Regions from separate parts of the Mus musculus genome. Here all the other regions are linked to region 1. A link is a loop called in an ENCODE intact Hi-C map of the cell type or tissue named here. Cell type or tissue: heart. All regions are shown on one strand. Region 1 has its middle 4.5 kb from the start of 4932438H23Rik. Region 2 overlaps Paxbp1 (PAX3 and PAX7 binding protein 1). Region 3 has its middle 27 kb from the start of Il10rb. Region 4 has its middle 39 kb from the start of Scaf4. Region 5 has its middle 24 kb from the start of A930006K02Rik.

Region 1 (5,000 bases):
CACCTTGGATAAGTCATAAAAACAATGACACTTGCAGGAAATGTCCTCCAGGGTTTGCTATTTTCTTTCTTGGCAAAAAATTTTCTTAAATTGTTATTATTATATATTAATTATAGGCAGTCATGGTTTTTATTATTTTTTTGGTTTTTATTATTATACTTTTATACATGACATAATGTATTTTGATCTCTCCCTGTTTTATATATACCGCCCTGCGGGACACAGTTATTCGTGGGTGCAAGGGGGACCGCAAACCTGGAAGAAAATGGGATTGGAAGGGGAAGAAAAGCCGAAGACCAAGTAGATGGTACCTATCAAGGTCTCCGTTTATTAGGCTGAGATGCCTGGTTTTAAAGCATACATCGAGGGGAATAGGGAGGGGTCGAGGGGAAATTTAACAAAGAACAAAGAAGTGGGCATCTGCTGACATGAGGGCCGAAGTCAGGCTCCAGGCAGAGGGCACTCTGCATCTTATCTCTGGAACATAGATCCTCCTTAACAGCCTTGGGGTGTCAGGCCGGGCTCAGCGTGTAACTCATGTCCTTGGAAGTCATGAGAGTTCAGGGAGAGATAAGGAAGAGGGGACTATAATTCAGCTTTATAGCCTCAGGTGCCAGGAAGGGAACAGGGAGGAGGGAGTGACAACCGGCTCCTAGCACAAGGCCATTTGGCCTGTAAGGGTGGGAGATTGTGAAGGGCTCGCTTTCTCACGGTATGGTCTCTGAAAATATATATGCACATACATAATATATTTAATATATGTAATATAATATATAATATAAAGTATAATAATTTTATTGTTATACATGCATGCATATATATTACATATATGTGCTTTGATCTCGCTCTGTCTTACCTCCTTTTACCCTCCTCCTTTTAACCCCAATCTCCTTCCTCTTCCCAACTATGCTCCTTCTTTGCAATGTGTGTATATGTATGTGTGTGTATGTGTGTAGGGATGTGTGTATAAATATGTATATGTGTTGTGTATGTTTATGTGTGTATATGTTGTGTATGTATGGGTGTGTGTATATATGGGTGCATGTGTGTATGTGTATGAGTATGTATGTGTGTATGTGTTTTGTGTGTATGGGGGTGTATGTATATATGTGTGTGTAAGTATGTGTGTGTATATATGGGCGCATGTGTGTATATGAGTATGTATGTGTTGCATGTGTGTATCTTCCCCAATGAATATTTTAAAATCTGCTTACAAGAACATAGATATAATTTGTTTACAAGAAATGGCCACTTCACCAGTGGCTACACCACTGAAGAAAATGTCTCTCTGTCCCCCATCACCTGTTACCTGTGTCTAAATCCTCATGATAGGGCCCCGTGAGCCAGTGCCCCATTCTTGACAGGGTCCTGACAATCTGGATCCCGAGGAGATGGAGTGCAGTGGTCACAGCTGCTGTGAGTTTAAGCGTGCCACAGCCCTGTCACGACTGTGTGTGGGCACCCACACCACTCCCCTCCCACCCTGCAGCTCTGACATTCATTCCAGCTCTTGCTCTCCCACATTCCCTGAGCTGTGGAATGGGGCAGCACAGGTGCCCATTAAGGAATGGTATTAAATGGTGATCTACTCTCAGTACTGTGACCAGTTGTACGGCTCCGCAGTCACAGCTGACAGATGCCAAGGCTTCTCTGAGTAGAGCTGAAAGCAGTAGCAACCTATTGGCATAAAGGCGGTTATTTGAAGGGCGATTGGACAGGCACATCATGTTCATTTAGCAAAACAGCAGTGGCTGGCGGCTTCCACACCAGGGCTTGTGACCTCCCCAGCAACAAGCAGCCCCATGGCAGATTTGACACTTGTACCAACAGGTTCATCTTGACTGGCTGGCCAATGTCATTGCCTACAGTGTTCACACCTGCAGAAAACTTAAATGACAATTTCTTAGTCCGGCACTGTGACGCTTAGCCAGCATGGAGGGGAAGAGCTATTCTTTTTGTTTTAAATATCTGTTACCTTTTTATCTCTATATATGTATGTGTGTGCATGTACATATATGTATATATGAATGTATGGGTGCCCTTGGAGGCAACCAGTGGCAGTGGCCATTGCCTGTATTAGAAAACCAAACTTCTGACTTGAAGGCAGTTTCTTAGGAGAACTTCCGTGAGAATAGAGAGAAGATGAGGGAGCTATGCAGTTGGTCTTTTCTGCCATACTCCTGCATGCCAGATGCTGCTGCCGCTCTCACCAAGACAAGAAGCTGGGCCTTGTGTCTGGTTGTGCCACATCAGTATTCCAAATACCAATGGCAAAAACTTTTACTGTTTCATGGATAGCACCTGTCACCAAGATTCAGCATTTCTACTTACACTTGAGCATGTCCAGTAGCAATAGGCTACAAGTGTGTGGACAACCACATAACAACAAGGAAGGAAGAATGGGCACCAAGCCATTGGGACAGCAGGGTTTAGGTCTGACCGTGAGAATCAAGTATCGCCAGTAGGTGGCAGACTTGGTCAGAAATTCACAGTCTCTCTGGGGCTGGGGCCTTAGCCTGCGACTGGCTGTGAGTGCGTGTGCGCTCTTGCTCTCGCGCGCTCTCTCTCTCTCTCTCTCTCTCTCTTGCTCGCTCTCACGCTCGCTCTCTCTCTCTCTCTCTCTCTCTCTCTCTCTCACTCTCTCTCTCTCTCTCTCTCTCTCTCTCTCTCTCTCTCTCTCTCTCTCTCTCTCTCTCGCGCGCGCGCGCGCGCACACACACAGACACACACACACAGGTTTGAAGCAGAATTTGAGTGGATATTCACGGCCCAGGTAGTTTGGCAAGTATCAGGATGTGAATATTTCAGTAGGTGAGAAATAAAGATAACTGGGAATGGCCGAGGGCTTTAAGGGAGAGGTGCAGTCCCCACAACCAAGGCCATAGTTACTCGCTTGGGAGATGGAGTTTCATTATGACATTTTCACACATGTACGAAATACATCTTGATCTTATCATTAACTCAGCCCTTGCTGCTCACCTGGGCCAGGGGCCTCGTCACTCAGCAGGCTGATGCCCCAAGAACATACCACACTTAGCTAAACATACAATCTGATGAATTTTTGGGAACTGAGTTCAGTGGCCTGCCCCAGTTTCTGGCCTTCCATAGATTAATCTGTCTATCCGGTTACATTGGCTGGCTAATGACCTGGCAGTTTGTCTGTCAGATCTCCTACTAGCCCCTCCATCTTGGACAAATGTTTACAAGCTGGGCCTTTTGCATAGTGGGGGTTCATAAGCTAATAGCCAGCTGGCAAAGGGGGCACAGGTTTGTGTTCTTTACCTGAGCTGGTGCAATGTGTTATCAAATGCGGGAGATAATCAACTTGTACAAGGGAAAGTTTGCTCTTTGTTCAGGATTGGAGGTTTCTGTTCATGGTTTTTAACCCTTGACCTTTGAGGTCTGAGATGAACAATGTATCATAGTGAGGTCTGAGATGAACAATGTATCGTAGTGAGGTCTGAGATGAACAATGTATCATAGTGAGGTCTGGGATAAGCAATGTATCATAGTGATGTCTGAGATGAACAATGTATCATAGTGAGGGCTGGGATAAGCAATGTATCATAGTGAGGTCTGGGATAAGCAATGTATCATAGTGAGGTCTGGGATAAACAATGTATCATAGTGAGGCCTGGGTTTAACAGTTTATCCTAGTAGGGAGTATGTGGCAAAGCCAAGCCATTCACAGCATGTGGTGAGGAACTGCAGGAGACACACCCATTTAAAGGCCTCTACTCAGGTGAAGGTGACCTTAACCACAATACAGGAAAGAATTTTAGGACAAGTCAGCATGAAGCAGAACTTGGTTTGTTAAGTAAAGACCATAGAGTCAGGTTTAAGCCTCCTGAGTGTTCAGAAACGCATCCTTAGGTGACCTCCCAAAAGCTACATATGTATTCTGTGGGTTTTGAAGTCACGTTGATCAAAAGACTGAACAGAGTTTACAAACTAAGTGAAGTCTGGCTCAGCATGGCCCACACACTGGTAATTCCTGTACTCAGGGGGCAGACAGAACACTGTGAGTTCAGTCAGAGCTACATAGTGAGACCCTGTCTTTCCCTGTCGCAAAAGAAGAAAGTTGGGCCAGCAAGAAGACTTGGTGCGCAAAGGTGCCTGCCATCCTGAGTTCAATCCGTAGGTCCCACATGGTAAAAGGAGGGAACCACACACACACATACACACACACATACACACACACACACACACACACAGAGAGAGAGAGAGAGAGAGAGAGAGAGAGAGAGAGAGAGAGAGGTAATACAAACATTTTAACATTTAAGAAAAATCTATATGAAATGTGATCTTTCTTCTTTGCCAACCTGGATTTAGAATCACAATGGAGTCACCTCTGGGCATGACTAGGAAGGGTGTCAATAAAAAAAAAAAAAACTTAACATAGAAGGAAAGAGCCACCCTCATTGGGGGATTGGGGGATTGGGGAAACATTCCACCAGCTGAGGTCTCAGCCTTGTGAATCCCACCACCATAGCTCCCATACTGAGAGTCAGGAGGAGTAAATGAAGTTTTCATAAAGTTTTCAAATATGTCTAAAGAGCTGATGCTCCACTATGCTTGTATAAATAGTGTGTGTTTTCTTTGCTGAGATTTGTGTGACAGACTTCATGGAAAGTTATACTTCTCACCTGACTACTTACTCCAGAAAGAGAACCCACAACAGTAACCCACAAAGTAACAATTACCCTGGTATCCAAATGGCGAACAGGTAAGTTTTTATTGGGGTTACTGACAGGAATGGAGGTGAGGGATGCTTCTAAGGCACAGGGGTAGCAGGAAAGGACCTGCATCACAGAAAAGCCCGGCCCAGCACATTGGGTATGAAAGCTGGAGCCGAAGCTCTGCACAGCTTACAGCAGCTTCCCAGGCCGGCCAGTTGCTCCCCGGTGGTTGACTGCTTCAGTACTGCTGGGGGGGGGGGGTGCCCTGGAGCGTCTTCCCAGTTCCTGTTCCTCCAGATGCATGGCCTTCCCTTTGCCTCC
Region 2 (5,000 bases), 50 kb after region 1:
TGAAGCTGTCTGGTCTGAAAGTTAAGGCTGAAGTAAGCTAGCTCTCAGCCTGGAGAGGGCCTCCTGGAGAGTAATTCAGCCGGGAGTAGTAGTTGGCACAAGTCTATGCTGGGCCTTTGTGAATGCTCCCTAAGTAGCTCACGTCCTCCCACTGACTGTGCTCATTTGGGATTATGTTACTTCCTTCATCCCCCACTCCACCCCATTGAGGTGTGCTAGGAATTAAATTTAAGTTCTACTGAGCTATATAGTCTCAGCCTTTTAAAAATAAATTTTAAGACAAGTTGTCTGAATTACCCAGACTGGCCTTTAACTTGTGACTCCTGTCTCAGCTTTCCTGTGTTGCCAGGCCCAGTTTCTCTGACTTTGGATTTTTGAAACAGGGATTCACAGCCCAGGCTAGATTCTGCTCATTTTGTGCCCAAGCTGACTTTCAACTTGTTACCTACTCAAGCTCCTGGTCTTCTTGCCTCTGCTTCCTAAGTACTGGGATCACAGATGTGTCCTGCCACACCTGACTTCCAACATTGTTATATTGAACATCTTGGACATGGGGAAATTTGAAAGAGTGATGCTGTCCAGCATTGGTCCAGATTGAAGATGCAGATACTTTCCTGCCTTTCCTTGTCTTTGTGTGTGCGTCTATTTCACTCTAGACATCATGACGACACTTCACCCATAAGACTTGGGTCCAGTTCTCCTGTTTGCATGTGGGTTCTGAAGAGGGTTCTCAAGCAGTGGGCGTGGGCTCGAGCACCATTCTCTGCTGAGCCATTCCACCCGTGACAAGAGTCTACTGCTGTGTCCTGTGAGCACGGTAGTGTCCTGCTGCTGCGGGTCTGCTGCTCTAAACTTTGTTTGTTTGTAAATTCTTTTCTAGATCGAATTTTGAAAGAGTCTAGCAAAGTTTTTGAAGATGTCCTTGAGAGTTTCTATTCAATTGACTGCATTAAAGCACAGTTTGAAGCATGGCGTTCAAAATACTACATGTCCTATAAGGATGCTTATATTGGTCTTTGTCTGCCCAAACTGTTCAACCCCCTAATCAGACTTCAGCTTCTCACCTGGACTCCTCTTGAGGTGGGTGGTTCTTAGCAATGTTCAAAAGCAGTGTAGCTCAGGTGTTGGGTACTTTTTGCCGTAAAGCTACAAAGGGAGATACAGCATAGTTGATAATCAATTAAGATAAACTGTATCTGATACTAATCTGTTTTAAATAAGGTTTTTTAAAATCTCTCCTCCAAAAGTTGTAAGTGTTTGAGTAATGTTTGTAATATGTTTTAGGCAAAATGCCGTGACTTTGAAACCATGCTGTGGTTTGAATCTCTGCTGTTCTATGGCTGTGAAGACCGAGAGCAGGAGAAGGATGAGGCTGACGTTGCTCTGCTGCCCACCATTGTGGAGAAGGTCATTCTCCCCAAGCTGACAGGTAGCCGGGGCGGGGCGGGGGCGGGGCTCAGCACGTGGGCTTTCAGATGTGCCTAGTGTTCCTAGACCAGTGACCATTTTATCACAGACGTTACATAACCAATGTTAGGTGTCAGGTGTCACCTGGTCCAAGGATGTTAGAGGATAGAAAAGGATTAGCTTGAGGCTTGAAGGCCACTTTACAGGGACCTATACTTGGAGCAGTAATTGATCAATAGGTTTCTTTCAGAGATTCAAGATTGCTTGATGCCAAACCGAATATTATGAGGGAGTCATACACATCTCTTTTGACAATTATCTTGAAAGATTAGCATTTACTGATACAGGAACCTATTTTAAACTGAAAAAAAAAGTAAAAGTGAAATTTAAATAGAAATTTTGGTTGTGTAAATAAGATCTGGGATGGAGGAGCCTTCTCCCCCTCTCTTTTCTCTGAGTAACATGCGCCTCTCCACATTTCTCCCTCAGAATCCTTAATTCATAGGACAAAGGATGATCAGACACAGTGCTGCCCTTCTGTAAGGCCAGCAGCTGGTGGATGTGCCACGGCTCCAGCATTGATACTGACCGAAGGCCGCTAGGGCTTCACTAAACCCTGGCCTTTTTTAAATGAACAAATTCTGAAGTTTGTATTATAAAGCACAAAATAAATACTGGTATTTATGAGTAAAGAACTAACTATCTGGCATTAAAAGTAAGCTGTGGAGATGGCTCAGAGGTTAAGAGCACTAGCTGCTCTTCCTTCCAGAGGACCTGAGTTCATTTCCTTTTTTTTTAACCTAGTAAAGATGTTTTATTTTAAGACTTAGTTTTATGTTGTTGTTGTATTGATTTTTCTTTTCTTTTTTTATTACTTTCTTTACATTTCAAATGTTATCCCCTTTCCTAGTTTCCCCTTCGAAAATCCCCTATCCCCTCCCACCTCCCTCTGCTCCCCAACCCACCCACTTCTGCTTCCTGGCCCTGGCATTCCCCTATACTGGGGCATAGAACCTTCACAGGACCTAGGGCCTCTCCTCCCATTGATGACTGACTAGGCCATCCTCTGCTACATATGCAGCTAGAGCCACAAGTCCCACCATGTGTTTTCTTTGATTGGTGGTTTAGTTCCAAGGAGCTCTGGGGGTACTAGTTAGTTCATATTGTTGTTCCTCCTAGGGCGCTTCAAACCCCTTCAGCTCCTTAGGCCCTTTCTCTAGCTCCTTCATTGGGGACCTTGTGCTCTGTGAGCATCCACTTCTGTATTTGTTCAGCACTGGCAGAGCCTCTCAAGAGACAGCTATATAGGCTCCGGTCAGCAAGCTCTTGTTGGCATCTGCCATCTGTCTGGGTTTGGTGGGTTTGTGGTGGTTTATGGGATGGATCCCCAGGTGGGGCAGTCTTTATATAGTAGTTCCTTCAGTCTCTGCTCCAAACTTTGTCTCTGTAACTCCTCCCATGGGTGTTTTGTTCCCCTTCTAAGAAGGATTCTGAGCTTCTGGGGTAACATCCATTAATCAGTGAGGTCCGGAGTTCAATTCCCAGCAACCACATGGTGGCTCACAACCATCTGTAATGGGATCTGGTGCCCTCTGCTGGCCTGCAGGTGTACTTTCAGCCAGAATGCTGTATGCATAATAAATAAATCATTAAAAAAAAAAGCTGTCATTTTTCTACATTTTAACATCTTGTCTTTTGTTTCTTAATAGTGATAGCTGAAACCATGTGGGATCCCTTTTCTACAACACAGACTTCAAGGATGGTTGGAATCACAATGAAATTAATAAATGGCTACCCCTCAGTAGTCAATGCAGACAATAAAAACACGCAGGTACTTCAGGTCCCATGCTTGGCAAGGTTGTTTTCTTCTTTTGAAAATGAGCCAGAGTTTAAGAGAATGGGTGGTTATCCTGAGTCAGCCAGGCTGCTGATTCTCCTAGTTAGGTAATCTGGCTGTAAAACCTGAAGTATGTACAGTTAGCTGTTAGTTTTCAGTTGTACAAATTTCCATGGAAGAAAGATGCCATTAGTCTACTCAGTAGCACAGCCCACTTCTGGTTCTCCCAATCAAACATTCCAGTAAAAACTTTGGGGGAGAATAGAAAGTAAAACCAGTAGATTAGTTCATAATTGATAATTGGGACTTAAATAGCATATTTTAAAATAACCAGATACACTTACAGTTAATGCCAACCGTAAAATCACTGCTTTCACTGAGCCGATCGGGAAAGGCTTTATCATTGTTGGGTCTCAGGTAACCTTATGTTGAAATAAAGTATGTTGATTTTAAATTTTCATATAGTAGATTTGGAATATTAAAATTGGTAAATGACTGTATTGATTACTAATTGTTGAAAGATTATCTGGTAGAATTGTATTAAATTTTTTTAACAAATTCAAATGTACTTCTTCTCACTCCGTAGGTATACCTTAAAGCTCTTTTACTGAGGATGAGAAGAACTTTAGATGATGATGTATTTATGCCCCTATATCCCAAAAAGTAAGTAAGCCATACGAACATGAGATGCAACATTCTATATTTGCTTTCAGGGTCTAGATTAGAAAAATAAAGGTGGCTTGACGTATAAACTGTGCCTGAGTAGTATAAAATTACCCAGAGAGGTGGAGGAATTGTTTTGAACAGAATATAGCAAATAATGTTCTTAAAATAGTTTAAAATTGAGTTGTTGTTTGTTTCCTTCAGTATATTTGACTTCACAGGCCTTCAGACTCGCTCCCTTCCTCTCTCTTCCCTCTTTTTGCAGCTCCCTCTTTCCTTCTCTCTGTCTTCTTTCCTCCTATCCCTCTCCCCTCCCCTCTCTCTCTCCATCTCCCTCCCTCTCTCCCTCTCTTCTGAGGTGAATGCTAAGCTGGCCCTCGTGCCAGAGCCTCACTGCTGCTGCACACTGCTGGGTCGTTTTCCTGACCCCGTTACTTGAGGACGTTCTTACTGATCAGAATGAAGCAGCATTTATCTTACTGATCGGGATGAAGCGGCATTTGGCATTTATTTACTTACAAACATTTGATTGTGCTTCGTTTCTCTTTCAGTGTCTTAGAAAATAAAAATTCTGGGCCTTACTTATTTTTTCAACGACAGTTTTGGTCGTCTGTTAAGGTATGTAATCAGAGACTATCTAAAAATATGTAATTTTTTTGGACTTCATGTACTATATTTTGAGACAATTTTTGTCTTTTATTAACTCAGGTTTATATCTCTGAGACATACACACACTTTCATTTTACAACCAAGTATTATTTCAAATGTTTATTTCAGTTTGATATTTTCACAGGGAATTTTGAAAGTAAGGCCTATGCAGTCTCACAAACTGTTCAACTATAGACCACAGCTTAGTGAAAACAGAACGTAGCGCATTGAGCAACTAGAGCACTCTCTTCTCCCGAGTCGGGGCAGCATGGCTGGGACAGAAGCCTTCTAGGAGGTTTACAGCACAGCACAGTTTGTAGGTAGACAGCCCACTGATGAGAAAGGGCCCCAGGGAGCCATTGGGGATCCTCTCCCTCCCTGGAGGTGATCCTGGAGTGTGATGCAAGGGACTTAAGTAGACTCCAGGTAAAGGAGAGCGGGTGTG
Region 3 (5,000 bases), 360 kb before region 1:
TTAATGTTTGTCCTTCATACACATGTACACACCCCCACACATGCATCCCCTCACACCCACACAAGGAAACCTGGGTTCACACAAATACACATGTGATCTCCTTTAAACATTATGTCATCATCTTTGTGTTTTTTACATGCCGCCCAGGGAGTCACCTGGGCTGTCATGTTGTAAGAAACTAAAGCCTGCATTTCTGCTGCTTGCACCACTGAAATCCTGGAGGCCAAATGATCACAACACTATCCTCTTATCCCCATGGAACTGGAGCAGTGAGCAGATTCTTCACGGAAGAGTTGGCACCAAAGCTGAATTCTCAGGAGGATGCTATGGCTTGGCTGTGCTGGATGTTTGCTCCCCAGTAAGGCAACAAAGTGGGGACCTTAGAGAAATGGAGTCTATCAGAAGGAAGTGAATTAGATCATTAGGACTTGTGATGGTTTGTACATGCTTGGCCCAGGGAGTGGCACTATTTGGAATGGCCTTGTTGGAGTAGGTGTGTCATTGTGGGCATGGGCTTTAAGACATTCATCCTAGCTGCATGGAAGCCAGTATTCTATAAGCGGCCTTCAGATGAAGATGTAGAACTCTCAGTTCCTCCTGCACCATGCCTGCCTGGATGCTTCCATGCTCCCGCCTTGATGATGATGGACTGAACCTCTGAACCTGTAAGCTAGCCCTAATTAGATGTTGTCCTTATAAGAGTTGCCTTGGTCATGGTGTCTGTTCACAGCGGAAAAACCCTAACTAAGACAGAGCTCTACTCTGCTAACAAATTGATTAATGTTTTGTGGAGATGGGTCCAGCTTTAGGAGATTACACTAATTGTTTTAACTCAGGCTGGGACCTTCTCCAAATCTCTCTTCTGCCTGTCTGCCAGACAATTTGATTCCTTTGGCTAGCCTTATCAGGGCCAAGAGGAAGGAGTCATGACTTTGAACTACCAGAATGTCAAGCTAAGTAAACTTCATTCCCCTGGGAAGTACCCAGCTTTGAGCATTTTTGTTACAGTGAGATAGAATGGATTAAGCTGGATGGTGATTACGTGTTTTCAGCATGTGCCCATCAAGAGGTGGGAGATGGAGGTGAGCCTAAAAGCCTTCTGACTAACCACTGAACTCTTTGGAGAGTATGAACAGAGCCCTAGCTTCCACAGATCCCAAGCAAGGTTAAGAAGGCCACCAGATAGCATTTGAGGCCTGCAGCAACACTTCTCTGCTTTCTGTCATCCACCCAGCCCGTGCTTCCAACAATGCGTTTAAAGGCATGACATCATTCTCTCCCTCCTGTGTGTTGATAAGGAGGTGACTTGGCTGATCTTCATCATCAACTTGACTCCATCGGAAATCAACTAAAACCCAAGCAGCTGGGACACCTGTGAGGCATTTTCTTGATTAGAATGGCTAAGGGGTGATCCACCCTAAATCTGTATCAGTTGAGGTTGGGAGACCCATCCTAAATGTGGGCCACACCTTTTAGAAGATCCTGTCCTGGTTGTGACCTTCTGCCGAAGGCCATCACAGGCTTTCTTATGGGAGCCATCAGAGGGATTAGGGCCATTGGGGACCTTCTCTGGAAGACCAGCATTGGAGTACCTCTCAAAGAGGTTAGAGAATGGGAGGGACATAGGACAACCTGGAAATAAATGTGTGGGTAAAAGTCCAGTATGTGGACGCCCAAGTGTGTAGCTCCAGGGCTGTAATGCCCTTCCATGTTGGCGTCTGATGGCTACAAGAGTTCTTCAGGACTTGTCCCATCCTGAACATTCACAGTTTGAGGGCAGGACCAGATTAGAAGCTGGTTTCAAGATCCTGCCATGAGTCAGCATGGCCAACGCTTCTGCACGGGGCTGTAGAAGAGCCTCTGAATGTTCTCTTCCTCACAGGAAACCCCCCTTCCTTTGTGTCTTTGTGTATGTAAGTGCCGGGGCACTTAAGATGAACGCTGACTGTTGCAGCTGAAGGTTGTCTGCTCTCAGCACTTAGGGAAAGTGCTTCCTGAGGAGGTTCAGGCAGACTCTCAGGATGACAATCTCACTGGAGTCTCTCTGTTATCTCTGAAGCCTGCAGGGCTGAGCTGTTTTGTTTTATGTATATGAATGTTTTGCCTGCATGTATGTATGTGTACTATGTGTGTGCCTAGTGCCCTCTGAGGTCAGAAGAGGCCCACAGATCCCCTGGACCCGCAGTTATAGATGGTTGTAAGTCTACATGTGGATGCTGGGAACTGAACCCCTGTCCTTTTTAAGAGCAGCCACGGTTCATCCACTGAGCCACCTCTCCAGCCCCTTAAAATAACATTTTTTTAAAAAATTAAAATAGAATTACATCACTTTTTAACACTTTCTCTCCCTTCTACGACCCCTCCCACTCCATTCTCCTTTTAAGAGAGGGGCAGGGTGAGAAGAGCTGAGGGGAGCCACTGGTCCCTGTCCTGGAGGAAGTCTGGAGGCCGGCATATGCTTTGGTATGCTAATAGGCATCACAGTTAGCCTTTTGTCCTGAGTTGCTTAAAGACCTAACAGCTTTTACTGCTGTTGAAGGCTGTAGATTTACTTCACAGGACCTACTAGGCAACACAGCCAGAGAAGTAAGACCAGGACTGCTAGAGGTCCCCCCAAAACAATCTCTCTGGGTTACTCCCCAGGGACAGCATGGAATGGCTCACAGTCCTTGCCCTAGCCACACCCAACGCACCTGGTCATGCAAGCATAAGCTTGAAGAGTTCTTCGGCCCCACACCCAAGGGCTGGTCTGAGGAGTTAATTCAACGGGGGAATCTTGAAAATGGGGGTCACCATGTCCCCTGGATCCACTGAGAATTATGCTAATATTGGCCTTGTTGCTATTTGTAGGTCTGCCCACCACTCTTCCAGAATTAGAAGCTTGGCACAGAGAATTCTCTTGGGCACACGCTGGTTTGCCAGGAGGGGTCATCTGCTTACCCTTGTTGCTTATGCCTTGTTTGTTATACATCTAGATATTGGGTCTTCTAATCCCCCCTTGTAACTGTCAGTCTTACACCTCCAACCAAACAGACTGCCAATCCTCTTGTGTTGGCCAGAGCCCTAAACTCTGCAGGACATGTGCACATTTTTATATAGCAGAATCACAATCTAATTACTACTTTTGTTACCTAGCTGATCCCGGCAGAAGATACATACCCGCTTCATAAAAAACCCAGGTGAATCCCCAGTGGGGCCCAAATGGGGAAATCTGTGCATTTAACACAGCAGTTACTAAAATTGTAACACTTGGTGTGTGTCCTTGGCAGGGCATCTCCTCAAATTATTCCTCCGTCTGTTATTGGGATCCTCGATCCTGAATTGTATGGCTTGATTCATCACTTCATGCATAGAGGCTTAAAGCTACAGGAGGCTTAACTTCTGAACTTCACATCAGACAATTGGACAGAAAGATCCCACCCACACAGCCCAGCCAAGGCCTTTGATTGGATGAGCAGACCTAATTAACAAGCTATAGTGATAGGTAGCTAATACACAGGAGTATTTTATTCTCATGTCTCTGTGCAGCACAGTGTGTTATGCTAGCTTGATAAAAAACCTGTGCCTAACTTTACAGCTATGCAGGAGCAGAGGGAGTCAAAGCCTTTCTTAGTAAGCTGAGTTTGCTTGCTTGTTAAAGACTCCGCCCCTTGTCTGGGAACTCAGACTCTCTCCAGAAGCTGCCCAAAGGAAAGATTTTCAGAGCTGTCTAGACAAGGTCATGCTGCAAAACTTGTTTCTGTTTGCTACGAAAGATTCCTTGTACCTGCCAGAAGCTTATGTTATTTGCAAATGCCTGAACACCTTTACTAGTTTGCACATTGTAATTGTTACCTGAAGAATACCTACCTACAAAGCCGTTGGTTCCCACAGTTTCTGTTCTTCTAGGTATACATAACTAAACTCCCCTGAATGATTCTGGGATGCAGAGACCACTTCCAGATGCTCACATTAAACAGAAATATGGTACTGCCTGACCCATGGAAGGCTGTGAGAAATTGTAGGTCCTGCTAGACCTTTTCAAAGTATCAGCTGATGTGTGCTGGAGGATTGTGGGTTGTCTGGGATGCCGGCTTCCTTCATTTGGTACCTTTAATTCATTAGGCCAGGCTTGTTCTTGGTTCTCTGTATTCTAAATACAACCCTCCTATTACATGTCACGTGTAAATGTCAATGGGTACGCAGAGGACGAAACAGTCAGCCTGGGTTCATGATGGGTAAGAAGTTTGGTAATGGCTCAATGGTTTCTTCCCTGTCAGATTGACGAGCTATTACGCTATCCTGAAAACTGCTGTTCGCTTACTCCAGCTCATCCATGTGAGATCCTTGGAATGAGCCTTCCCGGCCACATGGAACATTACATATTTAATGAAATAATACTTGTCATCCATATGCACAAAATGTGATGTTTGGCCAATGTGGGGAATTATGAACCTGAAGCCGTGACTATGAAGACTGATTTATTAGGACTTCAAATGATGTGGGATGTTCAAATGTTGGGATGTTGCAAGCCCAGAGACAAATTACCTTGGGTTATCATTGCTCCCTCCTTAGCCATCTTTGCTCTCCTCTGTGTGTGGTATAGCATCCTTGTAACCTTTAGGTAAATCCCTTGGAATGCTCAACAGATCCCCCTGCCCCCAGCTTTACACCAACTTAAAACATTCTTTCCCTTCCCTGACTTTCCCTTCACCGAGACAGGGTTTCTCTATATAGCCTTGGCTCTTGGCTGTCCTGGAACTCGCTCTGTAGACCAGGATGGCCATGAACTCACAGAGATTTGCCTGCCTCAGTCTCTTAAGTGCTGGGATTAAAGGCTTGCGACACCACCACCTGGATCAGGTGCTCTTATGAACTCTCAGACTATAAATTGTCTGATGCTCTGAGTAAAGTTGGCTATCGAATGAGACTTGAGTCTGTATCGTTTTTTAGGCTCCGTTCTCCCAGATTCATACCACAAACTGGATCAATAAACAGTTAGTCACTTGGGACATATGGGC
Region 4 (5,000 bases), 750 kb after region 1:
AAATAAATAAAGTCATGAAGGTAGGAGGGTGACTTGTGGGTAAGAAGGGACTCAGTGGAGAGAGCAAAATAAATACACGATATATAGCTCACACATACATATTATACATTTACATATATGCATATACAATACACACACATTTACACACATGTGCACACAAGCGTGCACATGACATTGTCAAAGAGTTGCTTCATGGAGTATTAAGGTTACTGTTTGTCTCTGTTGTAAACACCATTTAATGTTTATTTTCCCTTCAAATAAGTCCAGCTGTAAGGGGATGGCTGGTTTTCAGATTTTGATTTTTCTGTGCTGTTTATGTTGTTTTGATGTAGGGTATTGCTATCTAGTGTAGACTGGCCTGGAAATCTCTATGGAACCCAGGCTGGTCTCAAACTTATGATCTTCCTCCTCCTCTACCATCCCAGTGCTGAGACAAAAGCAACTTAAAGAAAGGAAGGTTGGCTTTGGCTCACAGTTTGAGGTACAGTCCCTTGTGGCAGGGAGGGGCTGGCAGCAAGAGCCAAAGAAACATCGAGGACAAGGAAGAGGACCAGAGGCAGCTGCACTACGAGGAAATGGAGAGGGATGGAAGCTGGAAGAGATGCCTTCCCCTTTCCTCCCTTGCATTTGGTCCAGGACCACACGAGAAGCAGACTAAAGAGCTCCAGAGAGCACTCGGGACAGATCATCAGGGAAGGAAGGCGGCATAGAAAGAACAGTGGCAGAGACTCCAGAGGACGAAAAGCTGTAAGATCAGAAAGTGGAGAGTGTGTGTATAAAGACTGCAAGACCAGCCACTGCAAGAGATCAACAGCACTGCTGGAGGCTATAAAGACCTAAGGGACTTAAAACTGGAGAGATGGCTCAGCGGTTAAGAGCACTGACTGCTCTTCTGAAGGTCCTGAGTTCAATTCCCAGCAACCACATGGTGGTTCACAACCATCTGTAGTGAGATCTGGCACCCTCTTCTGGAGTGTCTGAAGACAACTACAGTGTACTTACATATAATAAAAATAAAAATAAAAAAAAGACCTAAGGGACTCAACACTCAGCATTCAGGAGCTACAACTCTAGAGAACCACTGGGCATTAGCACTCTAAGCCTAGAGTACTAAGCCTCTGCCCCTAGCCCCTAGTAGAGTGAGCCTCCTGCTTAGAAAGCTCAGAGCCTTCAGTCTCCAGTCCTCAAAACTTAACAGCTCTAGGCCTCTGGATTTGCAAGGCCAGCTTGTGACTCGCTGGGACTCAGGGTCATCAATGCAAAGGGACCTGTCCCTTTCTGTTCATGATTTCTATACAGACAGCAAAACAACATCTATTTATGACAAGAACTCAACAAGAGTTGGCCCTTTGTAACACCCACCCAGGAGTAGACTCCACAGGTGACATTGATGCTGATCGATCAACTGATGTTTCCACCCTCGTTTCACCAAGACTTAGGATCTGACAGAAGCAAGCAATGACTACTACGGCAGGTTTAGTTCGCTTCCGCCATGGAAGAATGCATCCTGATCTATCGCAAGTTATTAACCTTTGCACCTGCAGATCACAGCAGTTTGGAGGACAATTAAGAACTGGGCAAATAAAAAATGATGTGTGTGGGTGCTCACGCCAATGGTGAAAACAAACCGTTTGTGAACACGAGGCTCTCCTCTACTTTCTCCCGCCCCACCCCTCCGTTTCCACGTCCATGCTCACCCAGAGTTCCCTATGCCAGCTCAACCAAGAAGGAGGAAGTCAAGGTTAGCTTGAGGGGGATCTTCTTGGTGTGCGTGTATCAACCTCACTAGACTCGTAACCCTACACCAACACTCCTGAATGGCCACTAAAACAGTAGGCAAGGAAAACCATCCTATATCCTATGGCGGTGTCTCTCAACCTTCCTGATGCTGGTATCCTTCAACACAGCTCCTCATGTTATGCTGACCCAACCATAAGATTATTTTGTTACTGTCTCATAACTGTAATTCTGCTATTGCTATAAAGAGTAATATAAATATCTGAGGGGCTGGAGAGATGGCTCAGTGGTTAAGAGCATTGACTGCTCTTCCAGACGTCCTGAGTTCAAATCCCAGCAACCACATGGTGGCTCACAACCATCTGTAATAAGATCTGGTGTGTCTGAAGACAGCTACAGTGTACTCATATACATAAAATAAGTAAGCAAATATCTGATATGCAGCCCCCAAGTCAGTCATGGCCCACAGGTTGAGAGCTACAAAGTTGGTCTTTGTGTATTTTTCTTTTTTCTTTTTTTGGTTTTTCAAGACAGAGGGTTTCTCTGTGTAGCCCTGGCTGTCCTGAAACTCACTCTGTAGACCAGGCTGGCCTCAAACTCAGAAATCTGCCTGCCTCTGCCTCCAAAGTGCTGGGATTAAAGGCATGCACCACCATGCACAGTTCTGTGTATGATATTTTATTGCCCAGTTTTTGCTGGATGAGGAAGCTTGACATTACATATTACTAATTATTTTGTTAAAAGATTTATTTATTTATTTTATGTATATGAGCACACTGTAGCTGTCTTCAGACACACCAGAAGGGGGCGTCAGATCCCGTTACAGACGGTTGTAAGCCACCATGTGGTTGCTGGGAATTAAACTCGAAGAGCAGACAGTGCTCTTAACTGATGAGCCATCTCTCCAGCCCATACATTATTGATTCTTTAACAGTGGTTAATATTAAGTTGGCCAATCAGGAGCCCGGAGGAAAGAGACTAGAAAATCAGCATCAGGGAGATTTAAGGAGTCACAGGATGGGCATCTAGACACGTGTCTCAAATGTATAGTCCACAAAGACCTTCACTCCGTGGTGGTAAAGGTGAGGCACGGTGGAGATCAACCCTGTAGCTGCCAGTCAACTCTCTCCCAGCCAATGAGTGACTCTTTGGTGGGCTCATGCACAGGACTGACTGGAAATCAGGAATGGAATCCGTGAGTATAGTCAAAGCTGCAGGCTTCCTTCTTCCCAGATGATCTGATTAACTTCCTATCTCAGGCACGGGATCCAACATCGATAGCTTTCAGCCCTTGCTAGTGCCTTCTCGAAGGGACCAGCCTGCCCCCTGGTGGTGGATGGGCTTTCATCCACCAGCCCTTTCCTTTACAAGGCAGACTTGCTCTGGATTTGAACTAGCATTCACACCTACTGTTGTTAGAGTAACATTACCACTGCCACACACAGTGTTGCTAAGCAACACACATTTCAGAAGAAAAATAAGTCAATGGGATTCTGTGTGTGTGATTCTGTGACCTACACTGTACAGTGTCCCTCAGAACTAGTTGGGCAAACAGGCACACATAACACACACACACAAGAGAGAGAGAGAGAGAGAGAGAGAGAGAGAGAGAGAGAGAGAGAGAGAGAGAGAGCGAGCAAGCGAGCAGACACAAATACACAACAATGCAATGTCGAAAGTTGGTTTTGGTCTTGCTTGTCTATCAAGAAGTGGGAGGGGCTGGTGAGATGGCTCAGTGGGTAAGAGCACCCGACTACTCTTCCGAAGGTCCAGAGTTCAAATCCCAGCAACCACATGGTGGCTCATAACCATCCCTAACGAAATCTGACTCCCTCTTCTGGAGTGTCTGAAGACAGCTACAGTGTACTTACATATAATCAATAAATAAATCTTTAAAAAAAAAAAAAAAAAAGAAGTGGGAGGGCTGCTGCCCCAACTGGAGCCTGTCAACAGGTGGAAGAACATCACAGATTCATGGGCCATCTTCTAAAACTGCCATGTTTATGATAAAGGTCTAACAGGAGGGACAGTATTGACCATCAAGATGTGAAAACTACCTGGGGTGAAGACTGTATTGCTCCAGCCAGTTCTGCTCCTGCAGAGTCCAGTCCAGATGAGGGGCTGGCTGATTTCAAAGGGAACGTAGCAACGGGGAGGGAGGATGCATCTGACAACGTAAGGCTCTTAGCCAGATGTGAAAAAAAAACAAAACACTATTAATTCCTCTCACTGAAACATATAGGCTGATATCTTAACAAGTTTTCTTCTCTGTTTATTTCGCTGTTTTTATTCTATTCATTTATTTAAATGTGTGTGTGTTTGTGTGTGTGTGTGTGTGTGTGTGTGCATGAATGCACTTTTGCACATGCCAGGCCATGCATGTAGAGGTCAGAGGTTAGAGAGTGAGTTCTCTCTTCTCACTACATGAATTCTGGAAACTGACCTACTGCTATTAGGCTTGGCAGCAGGGCCTTTACCCACTGAGCCACCACTTCAGCCCCATTTCATTGTTCTTTTAAAAAAATTATGCCAGGCAGTGGTGGTACACACCTTTAATCCCAGCACTTGGGAGGCAGAGGCAGGAAGATTTCTGAGTTCGAGACCAGCCTGGTTTACAGAGTGAGTTCCAGGACAGCCAGGGCTACACAGAGAAACCCTGTCTTGAAAAAACAACAACAACAAAAATATATATATATATGTGTGTGTGTGTGTGTGTATGTATATATATATATTATGTATATGAGCACACTGTAGCTATCTTCAGACACACCAGAAGAGAACATCAGATCTCATTATGGATGGTTGTGAGCCACCATGTGGTTGCTGGGAATTGAACTCAGGACCTCTGGAAGAGCAGTCTTAACCGCTGAGCCATCTCTCCAGCCCCCATTTCATTATTTTATGTGAAGTGGGTAATGAGCATTACTACATTTACCCATGTGTGATGGTTTGCATGCGCTTGGCCCAGGAAGTGGCACTATTAGGAGGTATGGCCTTGTTGGAGGACGTGTATCACTGTGGCGGTGGGCTTTGAGAGAGCTCCTTCCTAGAGCTGCCTGGAGGCCAGTCTTCTCCCGGTTCCCTTTGAAACAAGACTTAGAACTCTCAGAACCCTCAGCAACTTCTTCAGCCTCACGTCTGCCTGGATGCTGCCATGCTTCCTGCCTTGATGATAATGGACTAAACCTCTGAACCTGTAAGCCAGCCCCAGTTAAATGTTGTCCTTATAAGAGTTGCCTCGGTCATGGTGCCTGTTCCCAGCA
Region 5 (5,000 bases), 370 kb before region 1:
CTTGGGGAACATCCAGGGGCTGTACCTTCCAGGGAGAAACGCTCTAAGTCGGGGTCTCACAGTTTTTACTAGTTTTGTTTTTCTCTTGCATGTGTGCTTTGGCTAACTATAGTTTTTTTTGTGTGTGTGTCTTGTTTTGTTTTGTTTGTTTTTTTGTGTGTTTTTTTGTTTTATCTGCATGTATCAAAGACTCTACTCCACATGTTCACTTGTTGTGCCAAGAAAACTTCGGTTACAATTTTAAAAAGATACATTAATTCAGTCCTCATTCTGAGTACTAACTCTGTAGAATGAGTCATGCCAGGTGCTACCACACAGGGAGGAGTAGCAGCGACATAGAGAGCTGCTCCCCAGTAGCACTGGTGGGGCAGAAAGACACGGCTCCAAGGTGATCAAAGGCCTCTAAAAAGAAACGGAGTTAACTTCTGATTTCCTGAACAGGTCTGAGTACCGAGTGAATCCAGCTAGCTGAGAATTAAAAACAGAAGTAACCATTTCCCAGAAAACACTTGTCCAAGCCTACTGGGTTTAGCCCGAGGAGCTGTGGAATGAACGAAGGAGCCAGCTAGCTAGGGTTGTTTCCGCTGCAATTTATTTTGGGGTGTGTATGTGGTGGGGTGAGGTTTGCTGACAAGAGCGTGGTCCTGGGTGCCAGCAGGATCAGTGGATTCTCAATTTTGAGTTGCAATGGGGGCAGCATTAAGTAAAAGTGGCTAAGACAGACTTCATCCAAATGAGATTGCACCTGGTTTATCTTAAAGCCAGTATCAAAGGGGACAGGCACGTTCCTGGGACGGAGAGTGCCAGCGTCACTGTCCCCTAAAACTCTGCCTATGCTGCCAATGGTTTTATTTGTGGCTTGTTGGGGGAACTGTGCATGGAAAACTGACTAGGGCATTTCCATCCCCCTCCACCCCCATGGCTGCAAGGCTGACATCCATAGTGACAGAAAAATGGGGTGCTTTGAAGTTAATCCAGCCACTGGAGCAGGGGGCCCTGTGAAGAAGCACAGTGAACCTGTGGGCAACCCAGGCAACCCGGGGTTGCAGGCTAGAGCCAGCAAAGGAGGCCAGGGATGGGGAGGAGAGGGAGAGAGTTTGTGTCTTGGGCCTTCTGTAAACAGGAGGACACATTCTGCCAGGACATCTTGGTGTCCCAGAGGACACCCTGCTGGTGTTGACCGTGACCCTAACACCTTGAATACTCAGAAATTCTTTTGCCTTGCCTTTGGGGGTTCTTCCTGCCTCCACTCCCTGGCTGTGAAGTTAGCAGCTTTGCCCACATCCTATCAGCACAGCCAGAGCCTCAGCACAGCCACCCACACCATGCGGCTCCAAGGGCTCTGTGGCTGCTTGTTATTCTATGTGGGAGATCCCTGTAGAAGAATAGAGGACCTGGCAAATAACGAGCTTTTAATAGGTAGTGCTTTTTCATCAATATCACATTTAAAAAAAAAAAAAAAAACATGTTCAGTCAGGATGTGATGGTGCATGCCTCTTTTTTTTTTTTTTTTTTTCCGAGACAGGGTTTCTCTGTATAGTCCTGGCTGTCTTGGAACTCACTTTGTAGACCAGGCTGGCCTCGAACTCAGAAATCTGCCTGCCTCTGCCTCCCGAGTGCTGGAATTAAAGGTGTGCACCACCATGCCCGGCGATGCATGCCTTTTTATCTAGCTCTTAGAAGTCTCAGGCAGGAAAACCATGACTTCAAGCCAACCTGTGTTACGTGGTGAGACTATGCTACCTTAAGAGGCAAGAGAAAGAAAACAAGGTTCCAAGCACATCTACGAGGAAGACAACTGTTATCTTAATTCCCCAGACCTTAGAACTCATCTTTGAACTCCTGGATCTCTCCCTGTGAGGCCCCTGCAGGCTCCACAGGGGAGGCGCTCACGATGCCCTATCAGCAAATGCAGACAGCTTCTCAGATGGTTGGGAGCTGCATAGGCAGTGTCCCCTACCTTGGCACCAAGAATGTGACACCTAACGAACACCACCCTTTCTGTAAGCCTGGACAGAAAATGTTATTCATGAGAAAAATAGAGATTGCTGAGACCAAATACCAGCACCAGTTTGCAAGGCCTGAGCAAACTTTTAAAGGGTCTATTTGTTCTTATTTTATAAACATTTGCTTGAATGTATGCTGAGTGTGCACCACATGCATGCCTTGTGGCCAAAGAGGTCAGAAGAGGGCCTCAGCTCCCTGGAGCTGGAGTTACAGGCAGTTGTAAGCTGCCACGTGATTGCTGGGAAGTGAGCCCAAGTCCGCTTCCAGAGCCACGGGTGCTCTTGACTGATAAACCACCTCTCTAGCCCCAGAAGTCACTCTTTGATTTGATTAAACAAGCAAACATGACCATTCGAACGCTTGTTGGCTCACGTAGTCTTTTTGCTTTGGGATTTATTTACGTTATTTGTGTTTTTCTTTTGCCCCACCTTTTAAAGAAAAAAAGTCTTTTTCTCTCTTGTAGGAGTGGTCTTGTCTCTGAATAGTTCTTTTTAGTTCACTTTCACCTTTCCAGCAGGGGTTTAACCTGTCCACTGTGGCCATCTTAGACCTGGTAACTTGTGAGTGTGGGGGACTGCTTGCATAACTTTGGGTTCTAAGCTTGGCCAGCTTTCTTTACTAGGTACCAGTGATAACCTAGCCAGCTGAGACAGTCAACTGTGTTTCCAGGTATTTCCTCACGTCCCCTGGGGGACAAAACCAACTCCCATGGAGAAACACTTCTCTGGTAATGAGAGTGCTCTAGAAATTTGAACATAGTCAACTCCTGTGTGTTTCAGAGAGGTCACGTGTAATTACTCTTTTCCTCCCAAGCAACAAGAAGGCAGAGATCCTTGGATTTAAAATTTTCCCCTTCTGAGGCTAATGAGGCCTTAACCCCAGACAAAGAGCTTCAGACAGCGAAGGGATGTTGACAGTGGGAGTCCTCCCCGGGAAAGTGCGCAGCAATTTGTTATCCAGGACCAAGGGGCCAGCCCCGAAAATGTACATACAAATGCAATCATATAGACTGAGCAGGTCACATTTAGGAATACACACACACACACACACACATGTATACACAGACACATATACATATACACATGTAACAACATTTTTAAAAAGGAGAGACCATGAACTTGAAGGAGTGCAAGATGAGGAATACAGGGAGGTCCAGAGAGATGAAAGGGAAGGGCAAAATGTTGTGATTATATTATATTCTCAAAAATGAAAGAAAAATGAAATGATATAATTAAGCAAAAAGTTCTTTTCTTTCATTTTAGTTACTTTAAATAACTACAGTTGTTCAAAGTTAAAAAAAAAAAAACCAAACTGTATTTTTTAGATGGGTGTCATGTAGCCCAGGCTGGCCTCAAGTCCACTATGTAGCTCAGGTTGACCTTAGCTCCTATCAGTTTTCCAACTGTCTCTTGGGTGGGGTAAAGTATGGTCCACCATGCCTGGATTTTATCTTTAGTTGCAAAGCTGTCTCTATTTGTTGTGTAAAACATAAACATTTAAAATGTGTATGCATTATGAGATGACTAACTTAATTAACATAGGTATTATTCTATAGATAAGATTTAATGTTGCTATAATGTAAAATTTGTTCTCTTAGTGGCTTGCAAACAGTTTCATATTCATATTCTTGATCATGGGAATCAAGAGGACCCTGCTCCAATGCTATACTATAGAGGGCTTGTTTGAACTGTTGCTGTTTGATATAATGAACCAATATTTGTTTTGATTGGCCAGTGTACTTCCCAGGCTTTTCCTGTATTCGAAAATAGCACCCCTTCCCTCTGAGGTCAGTTTCCTTCTTCCTAAAATAATGCCAAAGATCTTTAATAAAGGTCCTTTGAAATCAAAGCCTCTCGCTTTTGTTTGTCTGAGTCTTCATTGTATTTCTTTTCCTGGCATTTTTGCAGTAATTTTCCTGAAAAAAAAAAAAAACACGCAGTAGCGTAAACAAGGCCAGGTGGACTGGGTTTGAATGCATTCAGGAGGAATTCCACCCCTCCAGGCCTCTCTGTAAGGTTGTGTTTCCCTTCAAGAAAGTCTGCCATCTCTGTTCTCCATATCCAGCAGGTTCACTCTCACGTGATCTCTCCATTTTTGCATCTTGAACAGATTGGGGTTTGAGATTTCTAACTTGTATCTATTGGCCATTTAGACACTGGCACTTTGCCTTTGCTGGATAGTTTGTCTGCTCTTCTCCGACTCTGGCTAGCCTCATGACAGAGCTCCTCTCTCCTTCCTTGTCTCGCATTGCAACTGTCTTTCTGTTCTCCTCCCTGCTCTGGAAAATCATTAGTCTTAATAGCAAGATGCTCTGCATACAGACAACACACTTTTGCCTAGAATATCCTAAATATTCTACTCTAAAGCTATTTAGTTAGACAACATTCTTAAGATATGATTTTAGGATAACTGTATTTCTGCAAAGATACAGTTTATGAAATGCTAGTCTCTTATACTGTGAAATATTTTTTAGGTGAGCGTCACATCAGGAGAGATGGCGCAGAGCAGTAGTTTGCTCTCTGGAATGTGGTGGGCCTCCACTGATCCATTGGAGGTGGTATGAGAAGAAAACAACAGACAAACAAACACACAGACAAACAAACAAACTGAGGTCTTCCTACCCCAAACTGCCTTTGAACTTGAAAGGAGACAACATCTTCCCTGGGTTGACAGCCTGGTGCTCTGTAGTGAGAATTTTGGTTTCTTTAAAAACAAAGAAATGTGATGGAAATATGTTTTTGTCCCAGGTATGGGATGTGGGGTTGCTTCCGGATGTTCACAGCAGCAGACTATGATTTACCTCGTGCTCTGGCAGGGTCATTTTGCCAGTTGCAAATAGTTTTTTGCAAGTATATGACATTTGGAATTATGGGGACTATTGAGAGAGTATATAAATGCAAGGGTCCTGATCCTGAGAGGGGTGTGGGTGCTGCTGCTGCTCTTCCCGCTGCTGTCTGCTGGATTCTGTCTGCTGTGTCTGCTGTCTGCTTTCT

What was found. Hi-C counts contacts between places; a loop is a spot of excess contacts. Peaks named below come from ENCODE experiments on the same cell type or tissue, not always from the same donor. Only the 100,000 strongest peaks of a DNase experiment are listed, where the experiment ranks them.
Region 2: it touches region 1 in a loop (9-fold over the local background); 3 of 42 quality-filtered maps call a loop at or near these places.
Region 3: a loop joins it to region 1, with 2.4 times the contacts of the local background. A loop is called at or near these places in 3 of 42 quality-filtered maps.
Region 4: a loop joins it to region 1, with 2.7 times the contacts of the local background. A loop is called at or near these places in 3 of 42 quality-filtered maps.
Region 5: it touches region 1 in a loop (2.4-fold over the local background); 3 of 42 quality-filtered maps call a loop at or near these places.

The regions. Positions count from the first base shown.
Region 1 is chr16:91,071,165-91,076,164 of GRCm38, reverse strand. It overlaps a transcript of 4932438H23Rik not described here. Among named protein-coding and RNA genes, the nearest start is that of 4932438H23Rik, 4.5 kb to the right of the region's middle. In heart, a CTCF peak has its summit at 2,445 (motif pointing right); a DNase peak (open chromatin) is centred at 2,454; H3K4me3 peaks cover 440 bases; H3K27ac peaks cover 248 bases; H3K27me3 peaks cover 1,066 bases.
Region 2 is chr16:91,021,576-91,026,575 of GRCm38, reverse strand. Paxbp1 (PAX3 and PAX7 binding protein 1) reads left to right here. Exons shown (of 18, transcript NM_026110.2): 11 at 881-1,080; 12 at 1,285-1,429; 13 at 3,117-3,238; 14 at 3,831-3,907; 15 at 4,459-4,525. Among named protein-coding and RNA genes, the nearest start is that of Synj1, 13 kb to the right of the region's middle. In heart, a CTCF peak has its summit at 3,003 (motif pointing left); no DNase peak of the experiment used is centred here.
Region 3 is chr16:91,430,593-91,435,592 of GRCm38, reverse strand. No RefSeq gene overlaps it. Among named protein-coding and RNA genes, the nearest start is that of Il10rb, 27 kb to the right of the region's middle. In heart, no CTCF peak of the experiment used is centred here; a DNase peak (open chromatin) is centred at 1,892; H3K27ac peaks cover 1,177 bases.
Region 4 is chr16:90,321,161-90,326,160 of GRCm38, reverse strand. No RefSeq gene overlaps it. Among named protein-coding and RNA genes, the nearest start is that of Scaf4, 39 kb to the right of the region's middle. In heart, a CTCF peak has its summit at 3,062 (motif pointing left); a DNase peak (open chromatin) is centred at 2,960; H3K4me3 peaks cover 254 bases.
Region 5 is chr16:91,438,866-91,443,865 of GRCm38, reverse strand. No RefSeq gene overlaps it. Among named protein-coding and RNA genes, the nearest start is that of A930006K02Rik, 24 kb to the left of the region's middle. In heart, a CTCF peak has its summit at 2,187 (motif pointing right); a DNase peak (open chromatin) is centred at 2,235; H3K27ac peaks cover 2,891 bases.